Regions from separate parts of the Homo sapiens genome. Here region 1 is linked to region 2. A link is a loop called in an ENCODE intact Hi-C map of the cell type or tissue named here. Cell type or tissue: A673. All regions are shown on one strand.

Evidence for each region. Peaks named below come from ENCODE experiments on the same cell type or tissue, not always from the same donor. Only the 100,000 strongest peaks of a DNase experiment are listed, where the experiment ranks them.
Region 1: it touches region 2 in a loop (11-fold over the local background); 58 of 110 quality-filtered maps call a loop at or near these places.

The regions. Positions count from the first base shown.
Region 1 is chr16:12,064,226-12,072,225 of GRCh38, forward strand. SNX29 (sorting nexin 29) reads left to right here. Exons shown (of 21, transcript NM_032167.5): 10 at 4,832-4,907. Among named protein-coding and RNA genes, the nearest start is that of SNX29, 91 kb to the left of the region's middle. RefSeq lists a silencer at 3,647-3,941 and an enhancer at 3,836-3,935. In A673, a CTCF peak has its summit at 3,839 (motif pointing left); DNase peaks (open chromatin) are centred at 3,806 and 4,686.
Region 2 is chr16:11,403,347-11,411,346 of GRCh38, forward strand. It overlaps LOC400499 (putative uncharacterized protein LOC400499), which reads right to left. Exons shown (of 67, transcript NM_001370704.1): 46 at 7,900-7,981; 47 at 3,854-3,991; 48 at 1,358-1,520. Among named protein-coding and RNA genes, the nearest start is that of RMI2, 62 kb to the left of the region's middle. In A673, CTCF peaks have their summits at 2,407 (motif pointing left) and 4,289 (motif pointing right); a DNase peak (open chromatin) is centred at 4,335; H3K27ac peaks cover 1,136 bases.

The sequences.
Region 1 (8,000 bases), 660 kb after region 2:
CGCTTAGCTGGGCCTCCTGAACCATCAGACATCCGGGTCTCCTTTTTCGTGCATGTTGGGCTTTGGTCTTAGAGAACCCAGAGCTCTTCCTGCTCTTCTGGGCTTTCTGTAGCAAGTGTGTCCAGGGAACGTAGCTCCCCATCAGCCTCTAGAGTCCTTGCAGATTTCCTGTGGTCCCACACCCGGCTGTCAGCTCGCAGAGTCAGCTCCATCTTCTCACTGCTGATGGGACCCGAGCTCCAGCTGATGTCGAATGCACTCTCTGGAGATGACGTGTGCCGGCGTCAGCCAGCATTTCCCTTCTCTGCAGTAACGATGCTGTCAGGGGGCTTGTGAGCTGGGACAGCCCAGGGGCTGCGCACAGGGGCAGGACATGGCATAGGGAGAAACATTATTCCAGGACTGTGTCAGGATGTTGGACTCAGAGCCAGGGGAATGGGTAGCCTGATTGGGACGCCAGGTTGCATCAAGTCCCTTCTGTCCTGATGCCCCATTTCCATGGGAGGTGTGGGGCCGACTGGTGCCAAGACTCTGCCTGCCTGCCCAGGTGGCCACCGCCACCATTTCTCCTGAGACTCCATTCCTTTTGCTCTGTTTCTGCCTTTTGTCCCTTCTGAGGGACATCTTCCTTCCTTAGAGATATTCTGACATTCCCTCTCATTCTGGAGCCACTTCGTCTTTTAATGGAGACTTCCCACATGGAGGGCTCCTCACCTTAGGAGACTTTTGTCATCTTTGAACACGCTGGTGCCTTTGCAGTCACTGACAGTGGGGATAGTTAGAGAAGGCAAAGGCACTGGCTGGGAGAGGATGCTTTCTGCAGCTGAGTGTTGGGAGGGAGAAAGGAGCAAAGAAGGGGGAACCCTGAAAGGAGTTCTCTTGAATCTTGGAAGAGATAACTCTGTGGTTTAGGGAGGAGTTTTGGAGTTGCTTTTCTTGGGTGACAGAGCCATTCACAGAAGGGGACAGCACCCCAGGTTGCAAGAGGAGACCCCAGACAAGCAAATGAGGACTGGGGACCATGCGTGGTTCCTCTGGGAGTATGTGGTGTCTATACCTGAGCAAAGCAAATTCACCAGCATTGCTTTCCAGTTGCAAGGAAGGGAGAGCTACCCAGGTTTATTTTGAGTGGGAATAGTAAACGGGTGAAAAATCACCTGTCAGTACAAGGTGATATGACTGCTCATCCCTTCATTGAGGGTCCTGTGTTTAGTATTGGGTTTTAGGAAATGCACAATTTCCAAGGGCTTTCTTAGGTTCCTTTGAAACCTTGGGTCCTCAAACCCTTTGTTTCCCCATCAAGTCTAAAGTTCTATTTCTCCTTGTCCTCACGTTGGATCTTGGAAGTTGTTTGTTGAGGTTGAGGACAGACTGTGGTGGCTCTGCCATAATCTGATGTGATTGGTTTTAGCACTTAGCTCTTAGTGGGCAGTTTTACTGTTTTGGTTGTCAGTGTTGCGGTGGCTGGGCGGACACTGCCCTGGTTGTGCTTCCCAGTCAGCTTATACGGGTTGTGTGCTGTTTGGGGTTCCTGGTTTTCTTTATTCAGTCTTCCCACTGGATCACTGGATGCAGGCCTGTATGCTAAAGTGGGTACAGGCTCAGCTCTGCCATTGGACGGACCAGGGTTCAAACCTTTGCACTTGTTAGTTCTGTGATCTTGAACAAGTTGCTTAAATTTTCGGGATCCATTTCCTCATCCGTAAAATTAGATAATGGTATCTGTCTTGGGGGCCTTAAGGATGAGACGGTCTATGCTGTGTGCACCCCAGAGCGTCAGGCCCACAACAAGTACAAGCCATTCGCGGTTGTGCATCGTGAAGGGGCCCGTGGGCAATCACCTGGGACCGTGTGGACATTGTATCCTCACTGAGCGCTCTCATTGAAGGCTGGGTGGGTCCATGCCTTTGCCCCAGCTGTGGATTTCCACTCTGCATGTTGAGTCCCTGTCTTTGCTTCAGGGAATGTAGTCTGACTCTGCATGAGTTAGATTAGCAAGGATGACAGGGAACTGGGGCGTCTGCTGTAGAAGGCCTCTTAGATGGTATGGAGCCTTTGGACCACGGGGCAGTGGACACGACTTGTGAGCCAAGAGGAGGAGGTCATTTTGGGGGCACTGAGCAGTCTTGGATCCCCCTGGCTCTGTGATGGGATGGAGGGTGGGTGCCGTGCTCTTGTGAGCTTACAGCCTAGTGCGACATAAGATGGGGTTGTGAGGGTCAGGATCTGTTGGTAGGCACAGCGGGGTATCCCAGTAGAGTTTTCTAGAAGGCAGTTAGAGATGTGGGACTGAGATTCAAGACAGGTCTGGGCTAGAGGTGAGGGCTTGAGCACTGTCGTCTTCACGGAGGTGAGAACTGTAGCCAAGACCTTGCCAGATGTGCCGAGGGTGACAGAGGGCCTTGGGGCCATGATTCAGGGCCACCTTCACTCAGGAATCAGAGAAAAGATGGTGGGGAGGAGGGCCGGAGATTAGTGTTGGGAAGGTTGAGAGAGGGGAGCGCCAAGTAGGAGGGGATGGTGGGGTGGGGGCTGAGGGAGGGGTTCCTTGGGCCATTCCAGTTGACCAGGTGGGAGGATGAATGCCCGAGGTAGCCAGGATCTGTTATGGGGTGAGTTGATGCCACCCTCACTGAGCATTCTCATTGAGTTTTACATGCGTTAAGATGTAACATTCGGGAGTCTGAGGCAGGAGGATTGCTTGAGGCCAGGAGTTTGAGACTGGTCTGGGCAACATAGTGAGACCGTGTCTCTAAAATAAATAAATAAATAAATAAATAAATAAATAAATAAATAAATAAATAAATAAGCAGGCCAGTCATGAGGGTGCATGCCTGCAGTCCTAGCTACTCAGGAGGCTGAGGTGGGAGGCTCTCTTGAGTCCAGGAGTTTGAGGCTGCAGTGAGCTATAATCGTGCCACTGCTCTCCAGCCTGGGTGACAGGAAAACCCTGCCTCTAAAAAAAGCGGGAGGGGAAGTGGACTTGAACTTCTTGAGAATTTGGAGTCAGTAAATAACTTGATGGAGACAGCAAGGTAGAAGAAAAGGTTAAAACAATTTTTTTTTTCCTGGTAAGTTTCCCTGAAGTTCAGCCCCTACAGAGCTGGGGGTTCTTGGGGCACCTTGAGTAAGCCAAGCAAAGATGGAGGGAATGGCATGGAGGATGGATGAGGAAGGCACCGAGGCGTGCTCTCTCCAGCACCATGTTCCTTGTCCCCGATGCACGGCTGGTTCCATAGTGGTCATTCACTAATAAGTTTCTTTTTCTTTTTCTCTTTTTGAGACGGAGTCTCACTCTGTCTCCCAGGCTGGAGTGCAGTGACGTAATCTCAGCTCACTGCAACCTCCACCTTCTGGGTTCAAGCAATTCTTCCACCTCAGTTTTCCAAGTAGCTGGGATTACAGGCGTGCACTACCTCGCACAGCTAATTTTTGTATTTTTAGTAGAGACGGGGTTTTGCCATGTTAGCCAGGCTGGTCTCGAACTCCTGACCTCAAGTAATCCACCTGCCTTGGCTTCCCAAAGTGGTGGGATTACAGGCGTGAGCCACCGCGCCTGGCCCAAGAAGTTTCTTGAGTGAGCAAGGTTTCTCCTGGGTGATACTGGCCTTAATGTCACCATGCAGCCCAAGGCTTATGGATTTGCATGTTTTCCTGGAAGGAGACTTGAGCATTTATGAAAATTGTTCAGGTCCCTAGCCCGTTAGTTCCAGAGACTACTTATGGCCCCAGCTCTTGTGAATGCCTTTCCTAAATGCACTTAATGCAGGGAAAATTGGCCTTTTTAGAAAGCCGCAGACATTGTCAGGAATTAGACCATGCTGCCCTCTACTGTCTGATTCAAGGCACTACAAGCAGGAGCAGTTTTGTCTTAACAGCAAGCTGATTCATTATACCCGGTTTCTGGCCCTGGTTCTGAATATGGACTTCATGCATAATTCCAGGTGGCTCAAGGTCGAAAATGTCACAGGCCAGGCACAGTTGCTCACATCTGTAATCCCAGCACTTTGGGAGGCCAGGGCGGAAGGATTGCTTGAGCCCAGGAGTTTGAGACCAGCCTGGGCAACATAGTGGGACCCCCATCTCTACAAAAAAAAATAAAAAATAAATTAGCTCGGCATGGTGGCACACACCTGTAGTCCCTCCCAGGTACTTGAGAGGCTGAGGTGGGAGGACCACTGGAGCCTGGGAGGTTGAAGCTGCAGTGAGCCGTGATCACACACCACCACTGCACTCCATCTCAGCCTGGGTGACACAGTGAGACCCTGTCTCAAAAAAAAAAAAAAAAAAAAAGTCACAGGTTAAGGGGAAGTATAGGGCTTTTAAAAAAAAATTTTTAATGGAGCTTCGCTCTTGTTGCCCAGGCTGGAGTGCAATGGCACGATCTCGGCTCACTGCAACCTCTACCTCCAGGGTTCAAGCGATTCTCCTGCCTCAGCCTCCCGAGTAGTTGGGATTACAGTCGTGCACCAACACGCCCAGCTAATTTTTGTATTTTTAGTAGAGATGGGGTTTCACCATGTTGGCCAGGCCGGTCTCGAACTCCTGACCTCAGGTGATCCACCTCCCAAAGTGCTGGGATTACAGGAGTGAGCCGCCATGCCCGGCCAAGTATAGGGCTTTCTGCTTCTACAGTGACTGATGCCAAGTCTGAGATTATCTCTGAACAACAGGAAACAGCTGATTAAAATCCAGCTTGCAGGAGAGATGGAGAAAAATTTCTTAGTCAAGTGATGTAGCAGATGAGCCAATGTCTGCATTGTGTCTTTGTCTTATGGAGAACATGTAGTGAGAAAAGTGACCTCTTTCTGTGATTGCTCTCTCTGCACAGATGCCCCCCTCGGAAGCCTGGAGAACGGGACAGGACCAGAGGACCACGTTCTCCCAGATCCTGGACTTCGGTACAGGTTAATATTGAGAAACCCAGTTGCCTGTGGCATTAAAACATCCTATTCACAGCTGTGCATTTTATTCTTTTTTAAAGATAGGAGTGCACCTGCTAGGATTAAAGGGCAAGGGTTTACTTCACATTTATGTTCAGATTTAGTCTTTTTTTTTGAGATGGAGCCCGGTTCTGTTGCCCAGGCTAGAGTGCAGTGGCGCAGTCTCGGCTCACTGCAAACTCCGCCTCCCGAGATCAAGCGATTCTCTTGCCTGAGCCTCCCAAGTAGTTGGAATTACAGGCACACACCACCATGCCTAGCTGATTTTTTTGTATTTTTAGTGGAGATAGGGTTTCACCACGTTGGCCAGGCTGGTCTCCAACTCCTGACCTCAGGTGATCTGCCCACCTCGGCCTCCCAAAGTGCTGGGATTACTGATGTGAGCAGATTTAGTCTTTACATCACAGAAGATGCAGTTGCCAAGGGTCTTAGATCATTACTGCCTCAGAGAGACTGTATAAGAGATGGTAGATGACGAATGTCAACACCTTTTGGGGCATATCTGGGTGCCTCCTCTATTGTTATTTTCTTTTTTTCTTTTTGAGACAGTCTCGCTGTGTTGCCCAGGCTGGAGTGCGGTGGCGCAATCTCGGCTCACCGCAAGCTCTGCCTGCTGTGTTCACGCCATTCTCCTGCCTCAGCCTCCTGAGTAGCTGGGACTACAGGCGCCCGCCACTGCGCCCGGCTAACTTTTTGTATTTTCAGTAGAGATGGGGTTTCACCGTGGTCTCGATCTCCTGACCTCGTGATCCGCCCGCCTCGGCCTCCCAAAGTGCTGGGATTACAGGCCACCGTGCCCGGCCTGTTATTTTCTTAATTTAAATATTTGTTGATATTTGATAACAAGATTTGACCATCCTAGTGTTGTATATTTAAGCCATTTAGATATTACATAGTATTTGTGAAGGGCTTAGTATGCTGTCTGGCATGTATTAAGCACTATATAGGTTTTCTTTTTGTTTTTTCAAATAAAGTATCTCAAGGGGAAATTGAGTTCTCCCAAGTTGTTGGATGCTTTTTTTTTATTATTTAAGTTTTAGGGTACATGTGCACAATGTTCAGGTTAGTTACATATGTATACATGTGCCATGCTGGTGTGCTGCACCCATTAACTCGTCATTTAGCATTAGCTATATCTCCTAATGCTATCCCTCCCCCCTCCCCCCACCCCACAACAGTCCCCAGAGTGTGATGTTCCCCTTCCTGTGTCCATGTGTTCTCATTGTTCAATTCCTATCTATGAGTGAGAACATGTGGTGTTTGGTTTTTTGTCCTTGCGATAGTTTACCGAGAATGATGATTTCCAGTTTCATCCATGTCCCTACAAAGGACATGAACTCATCATTTTTTATGGCTGCATAGTATTCCATGGTGTATATGTGCCACATTTTCTTAATCCAGTCTATCTTTGTTGGACATTCGGGTTGGTTCCAAGTCTTTGCTATTGTGAATAGTGCCACAATAAACATATGTGTGCATGTGTCTTTATAGCAGCATGATTTATAGTCCTTTGGGTATATACCCAGTAATGGGATGGCTGGGTCAAATGGTATTTCTAGTTCTAGATCCCTGAGGAATCGCCACACTGACTTCCACAATGGTTGAATTAGTTTACAGTCCCACCAACAGTGTAAAAGTGTTCCTATTTCTCCACATCCAGCACCTTTTGTTTCCTGACTTTTTAATGATTGCCATTCTAACTGGTGTGAGATGGTATCTCATTGTGGTTTTGATTTGCATTTCTCTGATGGCCAGCGATGATGAGCATTTTTTCATGTGTCTTTTGGCTGCATAAATGTCTTCTTTTGAGAAGTGTCTGTTCATATCCTTTGCCCACTTTTTGATGGGGTTGTTTTTTTCTTGTAAATTTGTTTGAGTTCATTGTAGATTCTGGATATTAGCCCTTTGTCAGATGAGTAGGTTGCGAAAATTTTCTCCCATTCTGTAGGTTGCCTGTTCACTCTGATGGTAGTTTCTTTTGCTGTGCAGAAGCTCTTTAGTTTAATTAGATCCCATTTGTCAATTTTGGCTTTTGTTGCCATTGCTTTTGGTGTTTTAGACATGAAGTCCTTGCCCATGCCTATGTTCTGAATGGTAATGCCTAGGTTTTCTTATAGGGTTTTTATGGTTTTAGGTCTAACATGTAAGTCTTTAATCCATCTTGAATTAATTTTTGTATAAGGTGTAAGGAAGGGATCCAGTTTCAGCTTTCTACATATGGCTAGCCAGTTTTCCCAGCACCATTTATTAAATAGGGAATCCTTTCCCCAATGCTTGTTTTTCTCAGGTTTGTCAAAGATCAGATAGTTGTAGGTATGCGGCATTATTTCTGAGGGCTCTGTTCTGTTCCATTGATCTATATTTCTGTTTTGGTACCAGTACCATGCTGTTTTGGTTACTGTAGCCTTGTAGTATAGTTTGAAGTCCGGTAGCGTGATGCCTCCAGCTTTGTTCTTTTTGGCTTAGGATTGACTTGGCAATGCGGCCTCTTTTTTGGTTCCATATGAACTTTAAAGTAGTTTTTTTCCAATTTGTGAAGAAAGTCATTGGTAGCTTGATGGGGATGGCATTGAATCTATAAATTACCTTGGGCAGTATGGCCATTTTCACGATATTGATTCTTCCTACCCATGAGCATGGAATGTTCTTCCATTCGTTTGTATACTCTTTTATTTCATTGAGCAGTGGTTTGTAGTTCTCCTTGAAGAGGTCCTTCACGTCCCTTGTAAGTTGGATTCGTAAGTATTTTATTCTCTTTGAAGCAATTGTGAATGGGAGTTCACTCATGATTTGGCTGTTTGTCTGTGATTGTTGTGTAAGAATGCTTGTGATTTTTGTACATTGATTTTGTATCCTGAGACTTTGCTGAAGTTGCTTATCAGCTTAATGAGATTTTGGGCTGAGACAATGGGGTTTTCTAGATATACAGTCACATCGTCTGCAAACAGGGACAATTTGACTTCCTCTTTTCCTAACTGAATACCCTTTATTTCCTTCTCCTGCCTAATTGCCCTGGCCAAAACTTTCAACACTATGTTGAATAGGAGTTGTGAGAGA
Region 2 (8,000 bases):
CCTGCAACACTGTCAACACCGTGTGGGGCTGCAGACTGTGTAGCTCACCAAGGGTGGCACAAATACACACACACACAGGCATGCACACACGTGCATGTATACACACACATGCACACATACACACATGAGCACACATACACTCATGAGCACACACATACACGCATGCACACTGCCTTGGCTTGCTGGGGACCTGCTCACTTCCTCTGCCTTCCAGGGCACACATGTGGCAAATGTGACGCTGGGAGGATTCCATCAGGCCACCTGGTAAGCCGTGCCTCCAGGCTGGGGTCTGCACTCTGTCTCCACACCTGGCAGGCTGTGGGTCGGGCTCTGCTCTGTGCTCAGGAGGTTCCTTACACAGAAACTAAGTCTTGTGGCTGCCCAGGCCACAAATTACAGCCCCTTCCAGGGATGCCTGTTTCTGGAGGACCCAGGGGCTCATGGCTGCTGTTGTTGGCGCTGTGTCGGCACTCAGCTCCCCTGGCACCACAACTGCCCAGGGATGCCACCTCTTCCACGCCCTGGCCCCTTCTCCCTGCCCGGCTGCACTCAGGATAAGCCCCAGCTCCTCTCTATGAGCTGAGACGCTGCATGACCTGGGTCCCCCAGCCCTCCTGCCTCGCCTCATCCCTTCTCCCCATTCCAGCCATGCTAGCCCCGCAGCTGCTGCTCCACATGCAAACCTCATTTCCAAGTGGGGCCTTCCGCCTGAAGTGCCTCTGCTCAGATCTGCCAGCTCCTTCTCATCCTTCAGAACTCAGTTCAGAAGTCACCTCCTCCAAGAGGCCTTCCCAGACCACCCCACCTAAAGGAGGCCCACACCCCACAAAGACCCTGCTTGCTCTCACAGCCTTTCCCACTCGTGGAAATGGTCATGCTTGACGTTATTTTGCTTATGTGCATCTTGTTGCTCAATGCCTGTCTCCCTGAGGGGTGACACCTGGGCCATCTTGCTTCCTGATGGACCCCTGGTGCCTAGATTACACCTGGGATATGCAGGTGCTCAGTCATGGCTTTTTTGAGACCGAGTCTCACTCTCGCTCAGGCTGGAATGCACTGGCTCAATCTCGGCTCTCTGCAACCTCTGCCTCCCAGGTTCAAGCGATTCTCCTGCCTCAGCCTCCCAAGTAGCTGAGATTGTAGGTGCCTGCCACCATGCCTGGCTAATTTTTGTATTTTTAGTAGAGATGGGGTTTCACCATGTTGGCCAGGCTGGTCTCAAACTCCTGACCTCGAGTGATCTACCCACCTCGGCCTCCCAAAGGGCTTGGATTACAGGCATGAGCCACCGCGCCTGGCCAGGGATGATTTCTTGAGTGACTGGGCCACCCCTGCCTGCAGCCCCTCACACACTCACCCTGCAGGCTGAGGTTCCTGGTGGGCTTGGGGAAAGGCCCAGAAAGGCTCCCGGTGAGGGCCACCTCCTGGCCATCCCACAGCACCACCTGGCGCAGGACACGGGTCCCATGAGCTCGCTCGTATGCGGTCTGCAGGAACAGCTCCCTGGGAAGAGCGCTGAGCTGGAAGAGAATGACGGCGTCATGGGGGAACCCGACCCATGCTTCTGCCTGGGATGGGAAAGAAGAGAAGCTTGCAGAGGAGGAAAAAGGGAATATTTGTGGATCATTTACAGTTTCCTGAATGGTGACATATGTCAGGGGATCAAAAACCCAAATGCTTCCTAAGGATGAGCAGATAATTTAAAGGAGAGGAGTAGGTGAGGGGAGTATGGCCAACAGGAGACAGCACAGAACAGCCACTTCTCAATTCCATGGCCAAGCTGTGTGGCTCTGGGCATTTTTCAACCTCTCTGAGCCTCAGTTTCCTAGAAAATGGAGGCCAGAAAGTGTCAACCTTTGCAAGATGATACAAGTGGTGCACTCAGCCCAGGGCTACACGGTGGAGAGGAGCTTGTAGGAGGCACGCAGTTGGTATTGCGGTTTCTCAATCATGTAGCGAGCAGGTATCATGCTCCCAAGCCAGTGCTGAGTGCCTGGGTACAAAGCTAGCCAAGACCTGGTCCTGGCCCTTAAGGGGCTCCCAGGGAGATAGTCGAGATAGTCACAGGACAGAAAATGATGGGATAAGGTGACAAGGATGGTCACAAGAGACATTCAAGGGAGAAAGGAACGCAGAGAAGCAAGCTTGGGGAGGAGGCAGGGAAGAGCATTCTAGGCAGATGGAAGAGCCTGTGCAAAGGTTCGGAGAGGGACGCCGTCCCTGCTGGTGGGTGCCACAGTCCGAGGGTGACTTGAGGGCACTGCAGGGGGACTGCTGGGGTGGGGAAGGAAGTTTGCTCTTAAACGTCTCTAAAACCTATCACTACTGCCCCCAGCTTGGTCCACGCATTATTATTGCCCTGCCCCTGCCCATTATGGGGCTTCCTCACTGCTCACTTCTGCCACCTGTAGGTCCCTCCCCACACAGCAGCCAGAGGGATCTGAAATCATCATTTATTTGATCATGGCTTCAAAGGCTTCTAGTAGCAGATAGAACACAATGCAAACGCCTCCCTGTGGCCTGACTGACCCTGTGTGATCAGACCACCTCCTACCATTCCCCACCCACCCAGCTCCAGCCCAGTGGCTCCTTGGCCATTCCTAAAACATGCAAACCCATCCCTGCCCCAGGCCCTTTGCATGTCTTGTTCCCTCTGCCTGGAATACTCTTTTTAAAAAATGTATTTTAGATTGAGGGGGTCAGTGTGCATGTTTGTTACATAGGTATATTGTGTAATGGTGGGGACTGGGCTTCCAGCGTCCCTGTCACCCAAATATCGAACATCATACCAGGCAGGTAATTTTCCAACCCTTGGCTCCCTCTCACCCTCCTCCCTTTTGGAGCCCTCAGTGTTTACTGTTTCCATCTTTATGTCCATGTGTATTCAATGTTTAGCTCCTGCTTACAAGTGAGAACATGTGATACTGGGTTTTCTGTTTCTGAGCTAGTTCACTTAGGATAATTGCATCCCTGCTGCTGCAAAGGACAGAATTTCATTCTTTTTTCCGGCTGTGTAATATTCCATGGTGTATATATACCACAGTCTCTTTACCTGCCTCGAATGCCCCTCCCCCAGAGATTTCTTTTTTCTTTTCTTCCTTTTGAGATGGAGTTTCACTCTTGTCACCCAGGCCGCAGTGCAACGGCGCAATCTCGGCTCACTGCAACCTCCACATCCTGGGTTCAAGCAATTCTCCTGCCTCAGCCTCCAAAGTAGCTGGGATTATAGGCATGTGCCACCACGCCTGGCTAATTCCATATTTTTAGTAGAGACGGGGTTTCCCCATGTTGGCCGTGCTGGTCTCGAACTCCTCACCTCAGGTCATCCACCCGCCTCGGCCTCCCAAAGTGCTGGGATTACAGGCGCGAGCCACCGTGCCCGGCCTTCCCCCGGATTTTCAAATGGCTGGTGCTTATCATCCACCGCTAGCTCATGTGTCGTCTCTTCAGTGGGGCCTTTCCTGGCCACCTAATCTAAATAAGCTCCTTGGTCACTCTCAGTCACTTCAGTACGTTTTCTCCGTATCATAGTACTATCTGGCATATTTCGTTTGTGTGATTTCGGGGAGTCAATCTCCCCCGCTAGAGTGGACACTTGATGAGAGGAAGGATTGATCAGATCTGTTTTAGGTCACGCCCCAGCTTCTGAAATAGTGCCTGGCACCTAGTAGATGCTCCATAAATCATGCAATAAATCCAGCTCAATAAATCCAGCACATTGTGTCCATTTCACAGCCTTGTCTGTCCTTCCGCCCAGGAACCGGGACACTAGGACAATTTTTCTTTTCTCAAAGGGCTGTCCCAGAGGCCCCCCACCCCAGCGTGCTCCGGCCCTGGGCTGACCTCCACACACCTGCAGAAAGGTCTGTTCCAGTTTGATGAAATTGTTGAGACCGGCCTTAGCAGCTACCTGCCGGGTGCTGATGTGAAAATGACGCTCCTCCACGCCCAAGGCGAACATGCTCTGAACCTCACCCTTGGAGTAGTGTAGCTGGGTCAGAAAAAAAAAAAACCACCACAAAACACGATAAAGCTCCTCATCAGGGCTCTGATGGAACATTCCAGGAGATGCTGGCTGTAGGCCGAGGGCTCTGCCTCCCAAAGTCCCAGGCCCAAGAGACCCACAACTCCCTGGGCTGGATGAAGTTTGATGATGCGAGGGTTTGGAGCCTCAGGTTAGGCCATCAAGCGTGGCCATGGCAACTATCTCCTTCATGCCCTCCCTGCTATAACATTGACTTGAAAATATCTACCAGCCTGGCACCAGCAGCCAAGAATTCTAGTTGTAGTACTGTTGCAGACAGCAGGGGGCAGTCTAGCAGAAAGAATTATGCCTGGGTGCGTGTCAGCATCAAACACAACAGAACTCCAAGTGTGGATCTACCACTGAGAGGTGAGTGATCTCCAGCTAGTTCCTTAACCACCCAAGCCTTCTAATCCAAAAACAGGGATAAGGACACCTATTTTATTACGGGTTGCTGCGAAAATTGTATGAAATAATGTGCTAACTTCCAGGTTGGCTGAAAAGCAGAATCACTGCGGGGGAACTTATTAAAAATACAGATTCTGGGCTCCCACTTAAAACCTACAAAAATGGAGTCTCTGGGAAGATGTTCCAGAGCTGTTTTTTTTTTTTTTTTTTTTTTTTTTTGAGAAGGAGTCTTGCTCTGTTGCCCAGGCTGCTGAAGTGCAGTGGCACGATCTCGGCTCACTGCAACCTCTGCCTCCTGGGTTCAAGTGATTCTTCTGCCTCAGCCTCCTGAGTAACCAAGATTACAGGCATGTACCACCACACCCAACTAATTTTTGTATTTTTAGTAGAGATGGGGTTTCGCCATGTTGGCCAGGCCAGTCTCGAACTCCTGACCTCAGGTGACCTGCCCACCTCGGCCTCCCAAAGTGCTGGATTACGGGTGTGAGCTACCGCACCCAGCCAAGAGCTGGTATTTTTAACGCGCTCACTAGAGGCGTCATTTCGTTAGTGATACCCCTTGTCAAAAATGTTCAGCCTGAATCTTATCTTCAAGAAACAATCGGACAAATCCACATTAGGAGGATGTTTTGCAAAATAACTTCCTGGACACTTCAAAATTGTCAGTGCAGGATTTTTTTTTTTTTTTTTTTTTAGACAGAGACAGGGTCTGTCTGCTCTGTCATCCAGGCTAGAGTGTGCAGTGGTGTGAACACAGCTTACTGCAGCCTCAACCTCCTGGGCTCAAGCAATTCTTCCATACCTCAGCCTCCCTGGTAGCTGAGATACAGGTACACACCACCATGCCTGGCTGATTTTTAAATTTTCTGTAGCAATGGGGTCTCCCTAGGTTGCAGGCTGTTTTGAACTCCTGAACTCTAACAATTCTCCTTCCTTGGCCTCCCAAAGTGTTGTGATTATGAGTGTGAACCACTGCATCCAGTTGGGACTTTTCTGAAGGTGGTTAATGACAATAAAATGTTTAGGGGGAATTATATCTGCAACTTACTTTGAAATGTATCCAAAAATAAGATGGATGGATAGAGAGCTATGTGATTATGTGAAATAAAATGTAAACAGGAAAATCTAGTATGTGGGTATGCACTGTAAAATTACTTCAATTTTTTAGTGTCTAAAAAATTGTATAATAAAATGTTGGGGGGCCAGATGCAGTGACTCATGCCTGTAATCCCAGCACTTTGGGAGGCTGAGGTGGGCAGATCATTTGAGGTCAGGAGTTCAAGACCAGCCCGGCCAACGTGGCGAAACCCCATCTCTACCAAAAATACAAAAATTAGCCAGGCATGGTAGTGCATGCCTGTAATCCCAGCTACTCAGGAGGCTGAGGCAGGAGAATTGCATAAGCCCAGGTGGCGGAGGTTGCGGTGAGTCGAGATCACGCCTCTGCACTCCAGCGTGGGTGACAGAGTGAAACTTCATCTCAAAAAAAGAAAAAATAAATAAAAAAATAAAAAAATAAAACATTGGGTAAGGAAGGGTAGGGTGTAGAAGGAAAATATTCTAGATCAGGAGTTGGCTTTTGGGTCAAATTTGGCCCACAACCTGATTTTATAAAAAGTTTTATTGTAACAGCCATGTCTATTCACTTACATATCGTCTATAGCTGCTTTTGTGTTACAGTGACAATTCTGAGTAGTTGTAACAGGGACCATAAGGCCTGCAACCCCCACAACATTTTACTTTACAATAAAAGTTTGTAGACCTCTGTTCTAGATTAAGAAAATTAAAAAGACATGGCAACTACGAATGCTGCGTGATCTTGGCCTGCATCCCGGATTTAAAACAAAACAAAACAGTTTTTTGAAAGAACATTAGTGGGAAAGCTGGGAAATTGTATATGGGCTGTACATTAAATGAAGGTATTAATTCAACGTTCAGTTTCTGGAATGTTGTAATTACCGTGTTAAATCAGAAAATATCCTTGTTACAGGAAATAGTTGAAGTATTTCAGAGTAAAAAGTTGATGTCTTCAGAAACGTCTCTATATTAATTCTTAATGATACAGAAAAAATGTGTGATGATACAAATTTATGTAACAGATAAGAAAGATGGAAAGATATTAACAATTGGTCAATGTTCACTGTCCTACAGTAGCTTTTATATAGGTTGAAATAACTCAAAATAAAACTTGGGAAAAAACTAAGAAGCTCCCGGAATGGAGCCAGGTGTGGTGGTACCACCTGTAGTCCCAGCTACTCCAGAGGCTGAGGCAGGAGGATCACTTGCACCCAGGAGTTTGAGGCTGCAGTGAGCTATGATCACGTCACCACACTCCAACCTGGGTGACAGAGCAAGACCCTGTCTCAAAAAGACATTCTAAAAACAAAAAATAAGGCTGGGCGCAGTGGCTCACGCCTGTAATCCCAACACTTTGGGAGGCCGAGGTGGGTGGATCATTTAAGGTCAGGAGTTTGCGACCAGCCTGGATATCACGGTGAAACCCTGTCTCTACCAAAAATACAAAAATTAGCCAGGCGTGGTGGCGCACGCCTGTCATTCCAGCTACTCAGGAGGCTGGGGCAGGAGAATCGCTTGAACCGGGGAGGCGGAGGTTGCAGTGAGCCGAAATTGTGCCACTGCACTCCAGCCTGGGTGACAAAGAGAGACTGTGTCTCAAAAAAAATTTAAAAATTAAATAAATAAATAAAGAAGTTCCCTGAATGACTGTGCAGTTGGAGCGAAGTTTGAGGAACTCCAAAATCACGTGTAAATGCGGCAGGGGACCCAGCACATAGCGCATGCTCTGTAGACAAAGGTGGCCTGGGCCAGGGCTGGGAGGGTGCCTACCAAAACATGGTGGCTGGTAGGAAAATGAAGTGACTAGTTACAGATGTAACCATTCATGCATGCACTCACCTATTCATGCCCTATTTTTTTTACTAAACAACTACTGTGTGCTGGGCCCTGTGCCAGGCACTAGGCATGCCCTCCAGGAGCTCCGGATCTGGGCACAGACAATGACAGCTCAGAGGGACAGAGGAACCTGGCCTAAGACTACTGGGCCCTCCTGTGCACTCCTACGACCCCTCAAGTCCTGCATGCAGGGCAGAGATGGGGGTGACGCTGGCTCAGCTCCAAAGGGCTGTGTCATCTGCTCCAGCTTCTACAAGTGTGCCAGGCTGGGTGAGGCAATGCCAGGCGCCAGGCACTGGGTGAGGAGGCCTCCCCCATCTCCCAAAGGGCTTGTGAGCCTGACTGGGGGCCACGGGGGCTGGCCCAGGAATGTAAACCTGGGTATGTTTGGGAAAGCTGGAGCCAGGGGTTTCCGAGGGTTGCCCACCGGAGCCTGCTGCAGGCTGGTGAACAGATGTGCATGTATTAACACTCCCCAGAGGGGCCTGGCCCCCTCCTGCCTCGGGCTGGGCATCTGGAACCAGTTAGGAGCCAGGCAGCTGGGGCACAGTTACCTTAGCTGAGGCTGAGGCTGAGCTGGGGCAGAGACCCAGGAGGAAGGGGAGGCGATGCCGGCCTGAGAACAGCAGCTCTTTGCTAGAAGGAAGGAAAGAGA